Linked DNA regions of Homo sapiens: region 2 is linked to region 1. A link is an interaction called in ENCODE POLR2A ChIA-PET data of the cell type or tissue named here. Cell type or tissue: MCF 10A. All regions are shown on one strand. Each heading gives the region's core, and the rest is flanking DNA. Links, peaks and the distances in the headings are about the cores only.

Region 1 (11,011 bases), core at 3,897-6,396:
TGGAATTCAGTGATGTCTATCACCAGCAGTATGTGTCAGTAAAAGTGAAGATCAAAGTTTCTAGAAGAGGGGAAGGACAAAGTGAAGAGAAAATAATTGTGGGATAATGAATGGTATGAGGGCATTTTCGTGTTAACTTGAAACCACTTAGCATTTTTCCATGACGCCCAGGTATCTTTCTAAATGAACTTTGTAAAGTACAATTGGATAACCTTGAAATTTAAAGCTCCGTGATGTGATTTTGAATACTGATGGAGTTTGTTTAAGCACTGTAATATTTCCTCTCCTTTTCATTTCTATTTTTGCCTCCATGCAAAATAAAATTTGTTTTCTGTACAGAGAAATCAATATTTTTACCATTTTTGTTTTTCAGCTATTCCAGTAAGTTGCAATCAACATTAGTTACAATCTTTAAAGAGATGTAGTAAGAATTTGAACACAATAAAATAGAGATACAGATGAGAACTTTGGCGAAGTACCTTTGCTATTGACAAAAGCATTTGTCAGGGACTACAACTGTGTCTATATCATGCTAAAAACCTGATGAAGGGGAAAAAAGCATCAATAGGTTTCACCTTCTGTCTATACAAACCAAACAAATGGTTTAACTAATAGCTGTTGTTTTATGTGAATGGGTTTGGTTTGCCATTGTGAACTTTCTTCCATTTAGAAATGTATTTTAATTAACATTTGTATATGTAATACATACATATTTGGTAAAAGTATTGTACTGTTGTGTTCTTTTTAATAATTAACGGAACCTGATACCGAGAAGACTAGTGGTCCAAAACAATGAGTGAAGACCTAGTTACAGTATACATGAAACAATCCCTAGACACACATTTGTTTGTTGATAATATTTATATGTTTATATCTTCCCATTTTTCTCTTCTCTGAGCTAACATGCTTCCTTATTTGTGTGTTTTCCTTTTAGAAACTGCCAAGTTTTGGACCTTATCTGGAACAGCGCAAGAAAATCATAGCAGAAAACAAGATTAGACTGAAAGAACAAAATGTAGCTTTTTCACCACTTAAGAGAAACTGTTTTATCCCCAAAAGGCCTATTCCTACCATCAAGGTAAAAATTATGCCAACTATATAAGTATGCCTACTTTACTGGTTAAATATACAAATATAGTTAAAATGTTTATTTACTGCTTAAATGTATCACTAATTTGGTTTTAGAATTATAATGAAAGTTTTAAAAACATCTGTCCATGGTGAAAACTGCATTTAAATTATAAAATAACCTTTTTTATTTGCATATTTTATACTTTTTAGAACACTGGCAAGCATGCATGTCATGGAAATTTTTATATACATTAAATGTATCAGGAGATATTAAGATGAAATTCCTAGTTTTCTTATAGTCACTTAAAAATTATTTTAATACATAATTAACTCCAAGATATCTTGTATTAGTCATGTAGTACAACTCAATTATCAATAAGCACATCAATATCAATGTGATCACTTGAAAGTTTTGGAAAAACTTTCTCTGGTTTGGCCTCTGGAAAGCCTGGACATTTATTTGGGTCTCAGGAGATTATTTTCTGGTAATAACAAAAATTACACTAAGATAGAATTATGAGTATGTGTTACCTTTCTTGATTTTTTTCCTTAAACTTTTCATTTTGACAGAAATGTAGATTCACATGTAGTTGTAAGAAATAATACAGAGAGGTCTTGTGTACCCTTTATCCAGTTTCACCTGTTTTGCATGTTGCAAAACTATAGTATGATAACACAACCAGCATACTGACACAGACACAATCTACCAATCCTATTCAAGTTTTTCCAGTTTTACTTCTATGTGTGTGTTGTATTTAGTTCTGTACAATTTTGTCATGTATGGAGGTTCATGTATCCACCACCACAGTCAAGATGCAAAACAGTGACATCACCACCAGGATTCCTCAGGTAACCCTTTTGTAACCACGCCTTCTTTTTTTCTGTCACCCTCAAGACAGTATTGTTTCCAAGCAGTCATAATGAGAAAAATGGAGGTGTTACTGGATGGCATTCTGTCTGAAATCATCATCACTAAAATGTAGTTTGCAGTTACTGAAATTCATTCTTCTGTGTTTGATGACACTCTACTCCTACATCTCCATTTTCTGTTTGAAATATCAGCTGAAAAGCTTGCTTTTATGTGTTCTCAAGTAGACCTCACTGAAATTCATCTTTAGCAGTCAACTGGAGACTGGAACCCTTAAAAATTCCTTCTACCTATGAAGAAAAAAAAAATGTATCTCATGCTAAAAACAGTGGTCCAGACTCAATGTTCCAAAATTTCAGCAATACAGAGTTCCGAAAGGGCAAAGGGAGTGGCTGACCACAAAGCGTGCCAGCACTTCAATGCCATCATTCTAAATAAAATGAACATTTGGGACTTTTAACAGCATAAAAGCCCCAAATCGTCTCTTGAGTTGTTCATGTTAAATTATTTTTGTGCCACTAAAAGTATGAACTGAACAAACTGAACACTAATGGAATGCGAAGGCCAGAACCTACAGCCCTTCACGAGCCTTTTTGCCAATGTGTGGCTATGACTACTATATGATTTGGAGATATAGTGTGTCTGGAATTGGTTCCTGCCCAGGGGTTCATGGTCTCGCTGACTTCGAGAATGAAGCCGTGGACCTTCGCAGTGAGTGTTACAGCTCTTAAATGTGGCAAGGACCCAAAGAGTGAGCAGCAGCAAGATTTATTCCGAAGAGCGAAAGAACAAAGCTTCCACAGCATGGAAAGGGACCCCAGCAGGTTGCCACTGCTGGTTGGGGTGGCCAGCTTTTATTCCCTTATTGTCCCCTCCCATATTCTGTTTTTGTCCTATCAGAGTGCCCTTTTTTCAATCCTCCCTGTGATTGGCTACTTTTAGGACCCTGCTGATTCGTGCGTTTTACAGAGCACTGATTTGTGCATTTTACAGAGTGCTGATTGGTATGTTTTTACAGAGCACTGATTGATGCATTTTACAATCCTAGTTACAGAGTGCTGATTGGTGCATTTTACAATCCTCTTGTAAGAAAAGTTCTCCAAGTCCCACTGGACCCAGGAAGTCCAGCTGGCTTCACCTCTCAATAGGAATTCTCCCAGCTTTCTCTCTCTTCTTAATCAATTTGAATTAAATGTAAAATCTCCATCTCTAGGCATCTTTTCCTTAGGTGTAAAAATTTCTAAAGGAAGATATTATTTATATTTGAAATAAAAGAAGTGCAATATGATTATGAAAGCATTTTTACCTTTTCTAGCCCTCAAATCTTTCAGAGATTGTATATTAAATATTGATAACTTAGACAAAAAACAAAACAGAGCAAACAAAAAATCTGTGGTTGCATGAAAGCCTGTAGATCATTAATCAAAAAAAAATCAAAGTCAGAATTAAACCAAAGAATTGTGAAGTCTTGGATGTAGATAAAGATTTCTGAAGTATCAAAGAGGAATAAGGCATCTTATTAAAAATAGTGCAAGTTTATGTTCCTCTCCTAAGTTGTCTTACTTTGGAGGTTATCCAGAGTGAAATGTCCTTGGTGTTACATGTTACATAAGCCTCAAGACATTGTAGATACCATCTTACCAGCATCTTAGACCTTATCAGTGTCAACATCTTAATGGGCAGCTGTGGTAGATTTTCTCAATGTCTGGTGGATTTTCCACTACCTTGGCCTTCTCCCCAGAATGTCCATACTCATTCCACCTGTTGTCATTTCTAGGCAGATGCTGTGCCCTGTCAAAAAACAAAATAGTAGCTGATAGTGGCGAGGTTTTCGGGGAAGCAAGCATTTTCAGTTTTTATAAATGCAGTTATCTCTTTAGAAAATTAGAGATTAAATCTGTTATAACAAATAACTGTATTATAAATATAAAACTGTGTATTTATATTTATATTATACTATAAAACTGTGTGTGTGTATATATGTATATATATACATATACATACACACACAGAAGCTTTAATTTGTGTAATCATCTCTAGCAAAGGCTCATTTTGTGATTTTTGCCGTTTGTTTGCTTAGGTTAACCTTTTCTACCATAAGATTATATCAGTATTTACCCCATCTAGTTGTTTTAGGATTTTAATATTTGTATTTTACTTCAATTTCTCTAAAATTTGTTTGGCTCTAAAGTATCATGTACAGTTATAACTTTATTTTTTTCCAAATAGACAGTTGTTCCAAGACCTCAATATTTGCATTTTAAAGGGATCCCTTTCATCTCTCAAATTATAATTCAGTGACAAAAATGTACCATAAATTGCATCATTTACTTTATATTCAAATTTTCAACCTCTCAAAGTTTTCCAAAACTTTTCAAGGACAAATCAAAAATGAATTAGACAAGGTTCTAATAAGGATGGTCAATCTCTAGAAAAAAGTTTTATGCCGTAAGTAATTATTTGTGCCATAATAAACAATTTTTAAATCTTTATAAATGAAAACTTCTAATTAAATTCAAAATTCTGGGTTCTAAACTCCTTATTTAATTAATACCAAACTTAAAATACCCCTTTTACACTTCTACAAAACAAAATTATTTCTTGTCCTGTAGCTTTGATCCTTTACTTTGAAATATGTTTAATATGATTCCTTTTTCCTTCTGATATTAACCTCATGGAAGAGGTAGGGGAAGGTGGGCCTTGAGAAAATCACTGAGTTCAGAGAGCAGCGTGTAGTCTCATATGATGGAAGCTGAAGAACAGGTTGGGGAAAGTAGAAAAGGATTGAAAGAACATGATGTTGGTGTCTGTATTCACCTCTCTGCTTCCTTCTCTCTGTATAATCTTCCTTTATGATAAATCTAAACGTTTCCTACACAATGACTCAACTATTCTCCATCCGAGACATCTTTTCTATACTTCAGACTTGTGTCACCATATCTTGGGGTCACCTCCACCTGCATCGTCTGACCAAGGAACCCAGTAGCCATCATACTTAGAACTAAACTGATTCCCATTCCTTCCAAACCTGCTCTTCCTCCTGAGTCCTCTGTCTCAATGAACCCCATCTTACCTAACTCAAAAAGCTGCAGTTCAGCCTGGATGTCATCTTATTACTCATCCTATTCACAAGCTAGTCAGCAATGACTATTGTTCTTATCTCTTACATCTCCCTCCTCTTACATTCTTTACATAATGCTGAGGCCTCAGTGTGTTGCTTACGTATTCTTTCCTGGAATTCTAAAACATTATATTAACTGTCCTGCTTTCTTTTGTCCTCCTTATCTAATCCATTCTCCAACTATTATGAAGGAGTCTTTTAAAAATGTAGGACTGTTTGTTTTATCCCTTGCTTAAAATTCCCCCATTGTAACCGTAATCCTAAGGTAAGCTCCTTAGCATAACCTTCAGACCCATCACATTTTAGCTTTTCCTGACCCAAGAAGCAGCTTCAATGGAATGATGAGAAGTAGAATCCAGGAGGTGATAATTTGAGGAATGAATGAAGACTGAGAAAGTAACAACAAAGTGTGCAGAATACACTTTCAGTAACTTGAGAAAGGTCAGTAGGAAAGGGATAAGAAGAGGAATCGAGTAGAGGAAAAGATTGTTTTGTTTATATGAGAACGATCCAGGCTTGCATATGCTTGCATATGTTTGGGAGAGAATAGCTGAAGCTGCCAGAAAGGGCATGATTAAGGAAACTACATCTTTGGCAAGCAGAGAGGGAAAGGAGTCTAAACAATATATTAAGATATCTTGCATAAGAGGAGAGACGTGTCATGAAGCTGAATTTGGACTTCCCAGTGTCATTTTAACAAGCAGACATATTTAAAGAAAGTGACCATAAAAATGTCTTCAGAAACTATTGCCCTCATTGAAATACAAAGCAAAGTTTGTAAAATTTTAACAGATTATATTTATGGTGAAAGAATTTCCTGAATTAGGCATGGGACTACTCTGTCACACTGCCTAGGTTCAAACTATGGCATTGCCGTTTCATAGCTGCATGAACTTGCCTCAGCTAACTAATCTGTGAAATGGAAATAATAAAAGTATCTGCCTCATAGAGTTATAAATTAGATGATGTGTGAAGTGCTTTTAGCATGGTGCCTGCACCAAATGTGTCCTAAATAAATGTTACTATTAGCTATAATATTTGAAATGAACAGTTTGAAAGAAATCCACGTTAAGATGACTATTCATTTCCATTTTGTCCAATAAAATGAACTGAAGAATGAAAATAGAAATACATAAAGCTCTGGAGGCCAAAAAAGTTGGAAGTTTTGAAGAAGCCTATGTATTTTTCAGGAAATCTTTATTGCATACCTACCATGAGATAAGCAATGCACTAGGAATTGAGCTTCTGCAGGGCAATAAATAAAACATACACAGCTTCTGTCCTCATAAAGCATACAGAATATAGAAAGAGACAGATATTAAGGAATCACACTAACAAGATAAAATTATTTTTTGATATGAGCTACATAGAAAAAATGCAAGATATATAGAATCTGTTTCATAGTGAGACCTAATTTAGATTGAAGGGGCCAATGAAAGCCTCCTTGAGGAAGTGACATTTAAGGAGCCCTGTAGACTAAGTAGAGATTAGAAGGGAATGGGGAACTGAGAATATTTCAGGTATGCCATAATGTGGTCCTGGATTTGGTAATTGGCTATGGTAATGGAAACAGAGATGAAATTAATAAAGTCTTGTTAATTCTTCCTCCAAGAGTCAGTGATTCTCATTATATTAGGCATAGGTATAGTAAAGAGCTGATAATAAGAAGACTAAGATGTCCAGCTTTTTTATGGTTCCACAGAGATAAAGAAAAATAAAAGATAATGAGTTAAGGTTTTGATGTTAGTGTTTTAGGTTTGAGGGGAGTTTGGGGTGTAGCATGAAAAACTTAGATTTGAATGTATTGAAATTGATAAAGGAATTATGGGCCTATGCTGGAGGATATAAAGGAGAAAGAGCTGACATTTCCAACGCCCACTGTGTTCCAGACCCAAGATAGAAGCTGCACATGTATTTTCTTATTTCTTACTTAACCTAATACTCTATGAAGAAGTAGGGAGTTCTGGAGGAACAAATGTGAAGAAGTGATCAAAGAAAGAGAAGGATAACCAAAATAAAATGATAGTGTGGAAGAAATACAAAAAGGAAGTCTTAAGAATAGGAAAGTGGTCCACAAGGTCAGAAAGCACCGATTGTTTTACCAATACTTTGTATTGTTTCATTTTGTCTCGCATATGCAATCAATGAAATTCCACCTCTAGTTGGCAACAGTTGTCAAATTCATCCATGTATGTTTCTTAATTTGTCCAATAATCTTTAATGTGCAACCACTATGTTCCGGTACTATAGCAGTCATTGGCACAATCCAGTAGTGAAAATCCCAGCTCTCATGGAGCTCACAGTTTAGTAGGGAGAAACAGACAATGACAAATAAACAGATGAATACATAATATGTCAGATGGTGACAAGTGTAATGGAGAAAATAGAACAAGCTTAGGAGAATAAAAATTACTAGAGAGACTGGCCAGGGAACACCTGCCTGTTTAATGGCATATGGGCAAACACCTAAAAAAGTGAGGGAATGAATGATGTGGGTATCCAGGGGAAGAACACTGCATTCAGAATGAACAGAAAGTGCAAAGACCCTGAAATAGCAAAGTCCTTGGCAGGAAACCAGTAAGGCTTTTAGAAAGGAAGACTGATATGATCTGGCTTATTTTTGCAAAGGATCTTTCTGGCTGCAGTGTTGATACAGTTTGCTAGAGGGGCAAGGGCAGAAACAAGGAGACCAGTTAGAAGCTATTGTAACAGTCCAGGCAAGGGATTGGCAGGAGGGAAAATATATACTGGATAATGTCAGAAGGCCTCAACTCCATTGTTTTAAATGAAAAGATATGTGTGAAAGTATTATACACAGCACAGCTCTATTCAAATTCTAGGAGCCACAGTTATTGTCATTTTTATACAAGTCCCTGCCATTTTGCCCATTATTTCAGACCACATCTAGATGATGTGGCTGTGTGATTTTTCAGTCCACGTTGATATTAACGGCCACATTCCCTTTAAAGTCATTTTCTGTCTGCACATGAATCAGACATTGCTTCTTGTCCTTTTATTGTGGTTGTTATTGCTGTTTTTTAGCACACACCCAGGCACGCCATGTAATTGCTGCTACATGATTACTTCAGTGTTTTCCCTAGAGTGTTTCTTCTTTCTTGACATACCATTTTTCCTACTTCCCTTTTTCCTGGAGGACCTGGGTTATCTGTTTTCATGCTTAATATTTTCTCTGTCCACCCATCTGTTTATTTTAGCTTGTTTCTTCCCTCCTCTCTGCTGGCCTCTTTATAGATTCCTCTGTTCGATAGTTTAAACTCCATGACACTGCTTTGTTTATCCTCTCAGCTTCCACAGCACATTATTCCCCATCTGCTGTAGAAAGAACCCCAGTGTCCCACAAAGTTAACTAAGCCCCTCTTGTCTGAACAAGTTTTTCAGTCATGCATTCAAGTTTCTGATCTACCCCATCTTCCCTGGTTGGGAATGCAACAATAATATTTCTAAGCAAGCTATGCTCAGTAGATCTCATCTTTTGTTCTTTTTTCCTTTCAAATGCCTTAATGACTTAATGGTCTATTTCTTCAGAGGTAGGCAGTTTCAATATCAGTCAATCAGCAAGTATGTATTTAGTATTTGCTGTGTGACCAGCAGTGTGCTAAGGACTGCAGGAGATTCAAAAAAACAGACACGGCATGGTCCAAGGCTCAGGATGTTTGTAATCTCGATGGAGATGTAGTGCTAACATATATTTATTATGCACTTGCTGCAATCCAGAAATTGTGCTAGAAACTAGGAATACAACGTGAATTTTAAAAAGAAAGACGTCTATCCTTATGGAGCTCATAGTCTAGCAAGGGAGAAAGACACATGTTAAAAATTATTTACAGTTCAATCAAATATGTACAAAATGCTCTGGGAAAACAGAGGAGTGAAAGGGATTAGTTCTGCCTTGGGTAATTGTGGAAAGCTTCACAGAGATGGTGATATTTAAAATGGAGTTTAATAAATTAGTGTTAATTAAGCAGAGAATTAATAATAAAAGCTAATATTTATTGAGTACTTATGAGGTTTCAAGCATCACTACGTGCTTGCGAATTAGCTCATTTAATCCTCACAATAACCCTCTGTGCTATTATGGAGTAAGCAATTGATAAACAGAAAGGTTAAATAACTTTCCTAAGGTCACACAGCTAGGAAGATATCAAAGCCAAGATTTGATTCCAAAGGGTAGCTCTAAACCTTGGGCCCTTAAGCACTGTCCTCTGCTGTCTCTCATGAAACATAGAAATAAGAAAGAAAAGGAAGGTGGCATTTCAAGCAAATCAGTATGTTTGCAAAGCACAGTATTCAAACATACTTGTAATAACCTGCAGCCATGGGACCTTAAATCCAATACATAATCCCTGGATCAAGCAGATAGTGACATCAAAATGGTAAACTCATTCTTTTGTTAAATTGGAATTCATAGAAAGCACAGAACTGAGAAGCAATAATGAGGAAAATAACTGGGTTTTATAAATCAGTATTAATAACAGAATATAAAAAAGCAATGGGATCAACTGATTAAACTGCTATGAATTTCATTTGAACATCAAGCATGGTTATGCCCAGTGTTATCCAGGGACTAGAGAGTCCTTGAGAACCAGAAATCTTTGCTAGACAACATACATCCTGATTCTCCTAGCCCCTTGAAAGTAAAAAAAAAAAAAAAAAAAAAACAAACAAAATGGCCTCAGAGGCCCTCCGTCCTACCCCTGGGAATGATCTGGGGCCCTGGGGACAGCCTGGCATCTGCATGATTTCCCTTTTATCAACACCACATCTTCATTTCCAATGCATAATAGCATAGCATTTACCATGCGTATGGCCCATATTATGAAGCTACCAATTCCATAAGGGAAACAGAAAGAAAAAGATTCTGAGGAAGAAGAGGGTATCAAAAGAAGTACTGGAAGGCTGATGGGAAAGAATGAGATAAAAGAAGAAAAAGAAACCTGGCCTCCTGCAATGAGTATAAAGATTTCCTTCTAAAAGATGAACAAGGACCTTCTGAAGAAGCTCCTGACATATTCTACAGGTTCACCTGTGCTAGAGAAAAGAAACCAGACAATGCCTCCTACAGGAGGCAGTTTCGTTTCCTCGCTGAGAGAACTGAAGTGACAGTGTGCACATTTGGCCCAGTTAAATGAGAAACGTGCTTTATTCCCAGGCAGCATATAACAGAGACTTGAGAGTCTGCCAAGACTTATAAAGTCCCCCGAATGCTTTCCACTTCTGTTGATATATATGAGAATGAATTCTCATTCTCTTTATGAAGCCGGGAATGTATCTCTAACGTCTTTGAATTTCTGCGTAGGAAAATGAATGGTTTAGGGGCACTAGTGATGTTTTCATCTCTTCTTCCTGCTGCTTCTAGTAAGAGATGGACTGCATCTCATAAGACTGGCAAGACAGTGTTGGCGGGACACCAGTCAGCCTGATCGAGTGCTTTATTATTTCAATTGAATTGTGAAAGGAAAGAGAAGAGTACTCAGATAAAACTGCAAGACCATATTGGATACTATGGAGCATAAACAGGAGGGAACAGAAAGAAAAATAGTGGAGGCCTTGCCCAGCAATTTCCAAAAGATACCAGAGAAATGGGCTGGGAACAAGGTTAATATTCTCACTTGTCCCTGTACCAACACATAGCAGATGAAAATTATCAAACTGAACTTTAAAAACTGAAGAGAATTTGGTAAAATAATCCCTTAAGTCTTATGGGGATTTGTAGAAATGTGATTCCTGACCAGATTATGGCATGGAAAGGTGTATCTTGTCTGGAATAAATGGGTCTGATGGAAGGGCTAGGGGAGAAGCAGTATCTATCAAAAAAATTATACACATGCATGGAAATCCACAAACCTCAGGGTGGAGTATGGAGGAAGCAGCTGCAGGAGAGTGAAATGAAAGAAAAACAAAATGTTACCCTGGGACTGCCTCAGAGACCT
Region 2 (11,011 bases), core at 5,382-7,881, 52 kb before region 1:
ATATGGGTATCTGTGTATTTTTACGTGACATTAATATTATAATTTAATAGATATATTTATAGATATTAACTATATCTGCATGTATTTGTGTATATATTCAATGTGTTTATGTAAGTGTGTGTGTGTGTGTGTGTGTGTGTGTGTGTATGTGATTCAGCCATCACCTAACAAAGTGGAGGCATCATTCAAACTTCGCACCTTTGCATTTTACACCTAGATTTAATACTGACATTGACTGCAAATCTCACTCCACAGAATACAAAATAACCCAATTGTCCATTCATTCCCAGCTCTTGAACTCTTAAATCTCGTTTAGATATGGTTTAAACCAGGAAATAAATTAGCCACATCCGTAGAAACTTTGGCTATAATTGCCTAGTGTATTTTTCCACTAGTAGTGTTTGAAATGCTTCCTATGAAGTAAATGCTTTACAAAGGTAGCAGAAGGAGATTCCTGAAAATAGTAGTGTAAATGGCCTTGACTGCATTTTGATAGGAAACTTCAAGCCATGTTGATTAATACATTATCCATAAAATTAAACCAGCCTAGAAAAGGTTAATTTTTAAATAACTGTAATGTTAATGTAATACTTATTTTTGATGAGGACAGGCTGAAGAGAGCTTAATAAAATATACTAGACAAATTCAGATAATATACTACTTCAAAACTGTTCCATGAATAACTTTCCATTTTTAAATTCTTCTATGGAATAGTAGAGTATGACCATTAGTATGTTTTTAATTTAAAATGCATTTTGGAACATATTAACAGTAAAATTGAAAGAACAGGGATTTGAAGATTTGGATTCTGTCTGTATTAATAGCTGATTGCATAGTACCAGATAATCTTTCTTTTTCTCTTCTTTTCTTTCATTTTTTAATTTTTTTATTTTTTTATTTTTTTATTTTTGAGACAGACTTTCACTCTTGTAGCCCAGGCTGGAGTGCAATGGCACAATCTCGGCTCACTGCAAATTCCGCCTCCCAGGTTCAATCGATTGTCCTGCCTCAGCCTGCCGAGTAGCTGGGATTACAGGCGCCCACCACCATGCCTGGCTAATTTTTGTATTTTTAGTAGAGACGGGGATTTCACCATGTTGACCAGGTTGGTCTCGAACTCCTGACCTCAGGTGATCTGCCTGCCTCGGCCTCCCAAAGTGCTGGGATTACAGGCATGAGCCACTGCACCCAGCCCCACTGCACCCAGCCCCAGATAATCTTTCTGATTCTTGATTTTCTCATCTAGAGACTGGAGATAATTCAGTCTTCCCAGTTGACTTCACAGCACTGTTGTAAAGAATCAAAAGAGCTCATATATATGTACGATTATATCTGTATAATCTCTATATATGTTCTCAAATACAGTAAGGTATATGTAAATATATGTAAAGTATTTTAATGTTTCTACAGTTTTAATGTTTTAAAAGGAACACATTTCATAGAAGAATGTTACGAGAAGGTAATGATTTCTCATTTTGAACATAAGATAGCTGGATTTGATATCAGTATTAATTTTTATTGGGTATTGACTTAGCTTTGCTTATCTTATAACAAGAGGCCATAATCCAAGCATAGTTTATTCCATTGACTTTATTACTTTATCAAAGCTAGTAATTACACTTCTGGTGTTTCCAGACCAACAACAAAAACAATTGAACATAATGCAATGAATATTGCAATGAAAAACATTTGTCATTATAATGTACTAGAATTCCAGGAAGATGCAATATATTCTATTTGTGTGTAGTTTCTTATAAACAGCCTTAGTTCTATTTGAAGCTAAAGAAGAACAGGATGGTTAGTTTCAATATGTTAACAGCTCCTTCTCTTTAAGTAAAATAGAAAATGGAAAAGAGAAGGACCTAGAAAGAAGCATGTCTCACTCCATCCAGAAGTCATGAAAGCAGATGATGCAGTGATGTACCTAGCTCTGAGGTCCTCTTTTGTATAAGAGAAATAAATATTCATATATACAGTATATCTGAGAAGAGGGCTTCTTCAGAGGAGAACCCAGAGAGAGCCCAGTGCCCACAAGAAAATGCCTGGGTGAGCTTATTATAGTTCTGGTTGCCCAAGCAAATTATATTTTACCTACGTGAAAATAATAGTAATAGTGAGAAAAATGTTCTTGAACATTTGAATGGTGCTTTCATTCATTCATTTATTCATCCATCCAGCAAATGTTTATTAAGCACCTACTGTGAAGTAGGCAATGTGCTAAACATTGTCATACTGTAGCGAAGAAGAGAGACTGGTCCTTGTTCTCTTGGAGATTACAAGCTAATCATGGACAGAAACTATTTTAGTTTTTTTTTTTTAAGATACAGTGTGTACTAAACATTTGCAGGAGGAAAAGGCATGCTTAGAAGAAAAATAGAGAATGTGGAGCTACTTTAATTTGGGTATCAGGGAAGCGTTCTGTGAGAAAGAGATATTTGGAATGATATGTGAAGGATGAGGAGCCAGGGAACAGCGTTCCACTGGTGAGAGTAGCATTTGTGAAGGTGTGCAAAAACCTGAAGGACGGCCTTTGTGGCACAAGTTAGAGAAAAAAAGAGGAAGTAACGCCACATGGTATTAGAAAGGTTGACAATGGCCACATTATGTGGAGGCTCGTTGACCATGACAAAGAATTTGGATTTTATTAAATGTGCAAAGGGAAACTGCCAAATGGTTTTACACAGAAATGGTGAAAATATACAAATACATCGTAATGTTACTATGTGAAAATATATAGGAAATGTGATGCAATGAAGTTACAGACATCATTATGAGGTGGTTAGCAGAATTGGCTTTGTGGGTATGCAATCTGTGCCATAGCACAAAGCTTCCCTCTCAGAAGGTCCTGCTCTTGGATTAATGCTCTGACAACTCCATCTTGAAATTCATAATAATTTTTAAACTGGGAGGCTTGGATTTTTACTTTTCATTGGGTCCCCAAATTATGTAGCTAATACTGTCTACTATAGAAATCGAGTTGCAAGATGATGTTATAAACTAGGATAATGACACTGGAGAAAGACAAAAGTTATCAGCTGGACGCGGTGAGTCAGGCTTGTAATCCTAGCACTTTGGGAGGCTGAGATGGGCAGATCACCTGAGGTCAGGAGTTTGAGGCCAGCCTGGCCAACATGGTGAAACCCTGTCTCTACTAAAAATACAAAAATTAGCTGGGCGTGGCAGTGCATGCCTGTAATCCCAGCTACTTGGGATGTTGAGGCAGGAGAATCCACTTGAACCCAGGAGGCAGAGTTTGCAGTGAGCCAAGATCATGCCACTGCACTCCAGCGTGGGTGACAGAGCGAGACTCTGTTACAAAAAAATAAAAAAAGTTATCTCTATTTCACAAGTGAAACACAGCTATAATTCTGTATCAGATTGCCAGTAATATGGGCTTTCAATTTGGTCCAAGTAGAGCATTTTAATTGTTTACTCAATCCTAACTTATGATAATCAACACATATTACATCCATTTAGTAAATACTAGTTTTCAAAAGATTGCTAATTTTTGTCATCTTCTGTTAGTGCATCTGCATGTTATGTATGTACAATAGAGATTAATTCCAAAGGGCGTGAAACATTTACCTTTACCTTTCCATTTCATTAATATCTATCAAGCCCAAAGCGTACAAAAGACTCTGTTGTAAACTTAGAGTGATGCAGGTATTTTCTATTAAGAGCTTATAACTGAGTTGAAAGTTAAGATCTAAATAGCTATAATACAAGAAAGGATATACTTGTAAAGGAGATACAAACAATGAACTGTAAGATTTTTCGTTTCTTTAGAAGAATCATTAGAAGTTTTATCAAGTGTTTCTGCTTATTTAATCACAGGAGTTCAAAGATGTTTGTCGTGACACCAGAATGTGGGATGACATTATTATGACATTTCATTTTAATTAAAACTAGATATTGCCAGGGATTCCATAGTAGGTATCTCCCAATATGTAGTAATCCATAAGATTGTCATGGTATGTATGAAAATCCCATTTAGAAGATAAATATTATTGAGGTCTTTAAAGAAAAAAACTTCAAAATGCCTCTCCTTATTTCCTGCAGAATGAAATAGATCTATAATTAAAATAATTCTTAGTATTCATCATCAGAGTTGAAAAATAAAATCAGACTTTTGATTCCTAGATGGAAATCTATTAAGAGATAAATGAAAATATTGTGGTTGCTGCACAAGACATCTGTCTTCAGTTTAAGCTGCACAAACTGCAAGCAAATGTGGATGTTTTCTCTATAGTATGGAACTTTCATCAGGGAAAAGCCTAGTTTGATGATGAAATTTCAAAGCAGATATCCCAAAAGAACACACACACCCCCCCCACACACACACACACACCCTACACATACACCAAACAGAAGAACACATGGGCAATGGAGGGATATACCAGTGCCCCAGAGACAGAGACCTCTGGCACTAAAGAGCTGTTCTTGTCATGCATGACAGCTTAAGGCTCCAGACATTTCATCCCAGGACATTTGTTACAGTTGCAGGCTTCCATAATTCAGGCTGTGGGCAGAGTTTCTAGCTTATATCTCCCGAGACCTACTCAGGGATCTGGTTTGCCTTGCACTTATCTCCCTTCTCAAACCTGTGCCTCTACAATAAAGTAGTCATGTATCTATCCAAAGTGCACACACTTTGTAACTTAGGGTAAAAGAAAATGCTTACCAACTTAGGCTATACCAAGTTGTATAAACCAATATTGCACTCACCCTCTTGATTCTACCCATTCTCAAAGTACAGTAAAAGAGAGCTATTACTCGCTCCACAATCACTGAGCCTGACATGATGCACAGAAGAGTTTAACATGAAAATAAGATGGACTGATGGGCTAAGGACGTAGAGGACATTGAGAAGATTTTATACAACTTGAGAAATATGTGTAAGTCTTACAGTTGGGATATTTAGGAAAAGGAAGGAGCATTTTGGATAGTCTTATCTTTATCTCAAATATCAATATCCTGGTTTAGGCTTTTAGGACCACTCTTCTGCGCTATAACTGTAGACTTTCTTCTCCCAGCTTCTCCTTCTCCAGACCCTTTACATATCACTGCCAGTTTATTTTTTCCAAAGCTTATTTTCTGATTCAGAGCATTCAGTGATACTTCTTGACCAACAAATGTAAGGGATTCTTTCATCTGGCATTCAAGGCTGTTTGTGATCTCCCTGCAACCTATTTTGCCAGTTTTTTGTTTGTTTGTTCGTTTGTTTGTTTGTTTGTTTTTTGAGACAGAGTCTCACTCTGTCACCAGGCTGGAGTCAGTGGCGCGATCTCAGCTCACTGCAATCTCTGCCTCCTGAGTTCAGGCGATTCTTCTCCTGCCTCAGCCTCCTGAGTAGCTGGGACTACGAGCATGCCCCCATGCCCAGCTAATTTTTGTAGTTTCAGAAGAGACAGCGTTTCACCATGTTGGCCAGGATGGTCTCCATCTCTTGACCTCATGGTCCACTGGCCTCGGCCTCCCAAAGTGCTGGGATTACAGGCGTGAGCCACTGCACCTGGCCTATTTTGTCAGTCTTACTTTTGTTACTTCCTTCCATGTAAATTATCTTTCAGTAAAGTGGTTTTCAAACATGCTCTCCTCCTTCCTATAACAGCCTCAATACATTGGCTCATGGCATGCAGTTCTTCTGACTCTTTATTTTCCTTGCCATTGAAATTCTACTAATTCTCACCTACCCCAGGAAGCTTTGTTTATTTTTCCCACTGGATATATTTATCTCCTCTAAACTAAGAAAGCATCTATTTTATACATATATTCATATTTACCATCCAAATCCACATTTATTTGAGTAATTGTACTTGGTTTTACCCATCTTTCTACTGCAGCCCCAATTATAAATACCATATGGACCATACTTTTATATGTCTCTGTCTCACATCATGCCTCCTGATCACACACACAAAAAAGGTTCCGTAAGGTTTAAAAAATGGCTAGAAAAGAATGGAAGAGTATTCTCCGTATTCTTAGATTTAACAATCATTTTATTTCCATCCAGACCTTATGGAAAGTCCATTGGCTGAAAACAGAACAGACAAACAAACAAACAAATAACCCTGAATGTTTCATAGAGACTGCCCAGAATAACAGGATGTATTGTATGGCCTTTGGACATGGTGTGCTTCCTTTACATTTGCCAATTCAAGAGCTTATGGTTGGGATGATCATATAGGCCAGTTTGTCTCTGACAGTCTTGCTTTTTGTGCCTGTAATTATCGATAATATCTTCCCTTCACTCTCAAAAGAGTTCTGGTTTAGATGAGAAAGTATATGGTCACTCTCCCTAAGGACCATTTTTATGGGCAAGTGAAAATACTCTCTCTACTTGTCAACATTGTATTAGTTTTCTTATACAAACTATTAATATTATAGAACTGGGATAGATTAGCATCTCACCCATTTCTTCCCAAAGCTTTAGGTTCATCTAAAAAGCAAATAAATCAACAGACAGACAAAAAAGCAAAAATAAACAAACAGAAAAACAAACAACAAAACAAGTCCCAAAGGCTAAGCCATTTGAAGTAGAAAAGGATAAAACATAAGGCTTAGGATCATTGGGAGAGATATTTTTTTCTCCTCCTTTTTCCCTTTTCTCTCCCAGGAATTCTTCAGTAGACTCAATTGAAGCCTTGAGTTTGAGGTTTTGTATTCTCAGATGGTAAGCACACCTATTAAAAAAGCAATGTATTCATGTTAACTCCCTGGCACCAGCAGGGCCTGTGTATTCACTGCTAGCAGTGGACACCATGCCAGGAGAACCTGACTCCTGGTGCAAAAGGATTAGGAAAAAAAAAAAAGTCAAACAATGCCAAAAAAAAAAAAAAAAACCCACACAATTCTTTTCTGTACTCTGTGGTTTGTTTTACTTAGGAAAACGGCCTGGTTATACCCTGCAGCACGCATTCATTACAGTGATCTTTGACTGGCAGATGCAGAGTAATAGGATGCATATTTTAGTGCTTATTATAATACCCTGTCCAAAAACAACTTGACAAATTTGTGATTTCGACAATATCTCATTTTGCTGGCTGCAGTGCTCTGTGATTGTCTGGCCCACGTGGCTTCCAGATTATGCATACCACCAATACTTCTCATTAAAATGGCCACAGTTCACCAGTTTCGGTAGCTTGGAACGAACTTGGAATGAATTATTATACAACAAAGAGGCTGCTGTCATGCAGAACAAAAGACAAGCAAAAGAGAGCTTTGGCTTAATGAGGCTAAGTGAGTGTCTCCCCTGCATCACAGCTACTTGACGGCCTTTGAGCATGGATTTTTTTTCTCCACAGGCCAAAACCTTTGGTCTATTATTTTGTGTTTATGCACCTTGAGGCTAATATACATTTTAATATGCTGCACATGGAGAAAAAAAATCAACCATTAGATTAGAACATGTGCACTCCCTGTTAAATTAATGACAACCGAACATAGAGATAAATTTAGGTTTTCATATTTAATTATAGCACACTGCAGTACGTTTAGCAAGGATAAATTGCACTATTATTATGCTTCATTTTTTTTGACATCTTCTCCTATTAGTAGTGCACACTTGCCCCAGCACCACCACCACCATCACCCTGTGGCCATGCTAACATCTCTGCATATCTTCCTTTTCTCCACATCACACAATCTCAGCCACCACGTTGAAAGGTATACTGTTTTATTTGCAAGATTTAGTGAGAGAACTGATGCCATTTTGGCAGTTCTGTGTGCATAAGAAAGTGATTTGTAAGAAAAAAATAAATCAGCTAAGAATAATTGTTATCACTCTTCCTTGCTGCATCAGATTATAGTGATGGGATCAAGTTCACTGCTTTTCTGATCAACCAAAAGCACAAAGCACAGCATGTGACTCTGAATAGTTGGTGTTTCATTATGACTCAGATGACCTGTGTATAAAGAAGGAGTCATAACAATCCCAAGAAAAATTCCAACAACCCTGTCACTTTTTGAAGCTTTTCTCTGTTGATTTTAATCTATTTATTGTAGAAATGGGAACACTTCAAGTAGTGAAAGTTACAGGGTAATAAAGATGGTCTTTGGGGAAAAAATTTAGCAAAGTTGATAGTAGAGATTATGAATATTGCTGTTCATTCTTTCCAGACCACCAAAGCAGGAACAGATTGTTAATATAACTGAAATGTCAAAATGAACTTTTCGTGTAGAATGACCAGAGAACTTGTAGTTCTTTCCATTTGGGGACTGTAATTTTACCTTCCATTAATTGAGTATATTTGTTTCATGTTACATCTGAGCTTATAGTTTAGCTTGCTTCATACACCAATTAATAGAGTTCCAGATGGTTGCCCAGAATGTAAGAGATTCTTCTTCTATCTTTGCGTAAAGCTGAAAGAAAGGCATTTGCCTATGTCTCTGCATTAAGGAAGCGTACCCATTTGTTGTCTTTTTGCTTTAAAAAGTCACTTGAATCAGCAAATGTCTTAAAATCAGAGAATACTTTTTCAGGATCTGAGCATTGAAATCCAGTTCTGGGGTTTTCCTGAGACTTATCCTTTATTTGATATTTGTTTCATGGTGATGCATAGCAGGGTTTGATGACCAGAGAATCATGGCAAGAATAATAATTTCCTTGTTCGGAAGGTCTGTAACTGGGGATAAAGAGTCAGAAGAGTCAGTTACCATTGGCTGGTGAACAACTCTTCTTGATGACACATAAAAGCAGCCGTTACAAATGTATTAAGAATAATTCTCTTTGCCCAAATTCTGGTCAAATGAAATTTGAAAGATGAGATATAAGAAATGGCCTTACGAAGATGGGCTGTAAAATCCATTTTCAAAATGCTTTTTTGTTTAAAGTTGACTCACCTCAGACACTAAAAGTGTGAGGTAATAAATAGCTAAGTAGCCTGGCAATATGGCAATTTCTTGTGACTCAGAGCTATTTTTTATAGTGTTTGCCAAACTTAAATTCTAAGAAACTCCTGTGTGAAAAGAGGTGAGGATTATATTTACTATTTTATAGAGGTTGACACTGAGTCTGTAGGTAGAAGGGTCTATCTAATTGGTACAGTCACTGGGTAATACTAAATTTCCTTACTCAGGAATCTAGATTCACTTATCTTGGAGGCTCTTTCCACCTGTGGACAAGTGGTTTCGATATCTCAATCAGCATTAGATAGTGGTTATCAAGTCATTTTTGTGGGTTAATTCACTTAGAAGTTCAAATAATTTGCTCTGAGTGGTCAGATGTTCTCAGTCCTAAATACTCTTGCCATTGAACATTTCAGTGTGCCTAAAGCAGATGTCAAGATGCCCTACAGGATTCCAATATAGCCATTCTAGCAAGAAGGAATTCCAAAACACACCTTGTTCCAAACATCCCTGGTAGAATGAAAGTGACTTATTTTCAAAATAATCATAATAATATTAAAAATAGTATATTATGGCCCTTAGAAATGCTCATGTTATTAAGTTAAAAAAACAAGAAACCTTGCTATATCTAAATATAATTCCTGTTTTTGTTATTTAAAAAAAGCATGCATTTGTGGACAGGAAAAAAAAGCTATGATAATACCCATATATTACCAGACATTTCTGAAAGCAGAAATTCTTGGTAATTTTTCTTTCTTTTTCTTTTCTATATTTCCTCAGTTTTCTTTAAGGAACATGTATTTTATACTGAGAAAAACTAAAAATGAAAGCAATAGCTTTTGAAAGTTTTCTATAAGTCTCTAAAGAATTATTGATCAAATATTTCATCAAAATATTTCATCAAATTTCATCAGAAAATCTTAGAAGAACCAAATTTAAAAGAATCAAGACTATTCAAGTGCCAAGCAGGAAAGTCAGGAAGGGCATAAAGAGCTGGCATTATTTAGCTTACAGAATAAATTAAATTAGTTTAGCCAACAAAGAATGGCTGAGGAGGAATTGCTATTTTTCTGTAAAAAAAAATAACAGATTATTATGTAAAGTTTTATAAAGAGAGTAACAGTGTTTTAAGTCTACTACTGATGAAGGAAAGTGAAACAAGTATGAAGAATGAAATCTGACGGAGATATGCTTTCCAAAGAATGAGCTGTTTGAAAGAGACTGACAACATCTCTGGAATCTTTTGTTTCTTTTTTCTTGTTTTTCTTTTCATTTCTCTTCTTTGGTCCTTGAGAAAAAGAGAGATTCGCATGTATTTATAATTCTATATGTGTAGTAGAACCATATGAAGGAAACTAGTTTCTTTTTCTTTTCTAATGTTACATGAAGTTTTCTATAAAATATATTTGTCAGAATTTTCAAGTTGGCTTTTCACATTTAAAAGCAGAAATGCTTGCCAAAGTCTAACTGAAGATAGATTTACTTATCCCTAATGTACAATATGATTATTTGCACCATAAAAGGCCCAATACTCTTTGAGTGCAAGTTGACTTGAAGAACTATCTAGATTGATTCTGTTAATTTATTTTAATTTTTACTAGGGTTTACATTTCTATTCTCTCTGCATTCTATGGGGATAAAGCTCAAAGTATAAACCTTGAGTGCTTCCAAATCTAATTAGTACATCCTACTCCAAACAGCCTAACAAAGAGTCAATCAAAGGAGTTCTTTGACCTGCTACTTGATTTGAGAGTTCCTAAGCAGTTTTCGTGTGTGGTTCTAGAATACCCAGAATGCTGATTTTGGTAGGAGGCTGTGGATATGTACTGCGGCTACTTGGCAAAGGAGTCAGTAACTCCTCCCCTGACCCCGGAGGGTTCTGTAATGCCTCAAATGGAATCCAGTTAACACGACACAGAGGCCTCTGGGCATCTATTGCCATCCATTCATTCAGCTAAGATGACTGAAATTCCTACCATGTGTCAGCCACTGTTCTAGACACTTGGGATTTATCCATTTAAAAAAGGAACCTACCCTTGTAGAACTTATATTTAAGTAAAAGAGATAAAAATGAACAAACAGTAAAGATAATAAATGATAGTATATTCGGTGATAAGGGCTATGTAAACAGGAAGGGTGGAGAAGGCAAGGGAGCTCAAAAGTA

What was found. Peaks named below come from ENCODE experiments on the same cell type or tissue, not always from the same donor. Only the 100,000 strongest peaks of a DNase experiment are listed, where the experiment ranks them.
Region 2: POLR2A ChIA-PET joins it to region 1 with 8 read pairs; 1 of 35 experiments calls an interaction of 5 or more read pairs at or near these places.

The regions. Positions count from the first base shown.
Region 1 is chr1:97,088,556-97,099,566 of GRCh38, reverse strand. It overlaps DPYD (dihydropyrimidine dehydrogenase), which reads left to right. Exons shown (of 23, transcript NM_000110.4): 21 at 935-1,078. It overlaps DPYD-AS1 (DPYD antisense RNA 1), which reads right to left and starts at 3,644. Exons shown (of 5, transcript NR_046590.1): 1 at 3,581-3,644. In MCF 10A, for the core only: no CTCF peak of the experiment used is centred there; a DNase peak (open chromatin) is centred at 5,056.
Region 2 is chr1:97,141,575-97,152,585 of GRCh38, reverse strand. All of the region lies in intron 20 of DPYD (dihydropyrimidine dehydrogenase), which reads left to right. The region is part of intron 1 of DPYD-AS1 (DPYD antisense RNA 1); the gene reads right to left. Among named protein-coding and RNA genes, the nearest start is that of DPYD-AS1, 51 kb to the right of the region's middle. RefSeq lists an enhancer at 6,401-7,651. In MCF 10A, for the core only: no CTCF peak of the experiment used is centred there; DNase peaks (open chromatin) are centred at 6,855 and 7,865.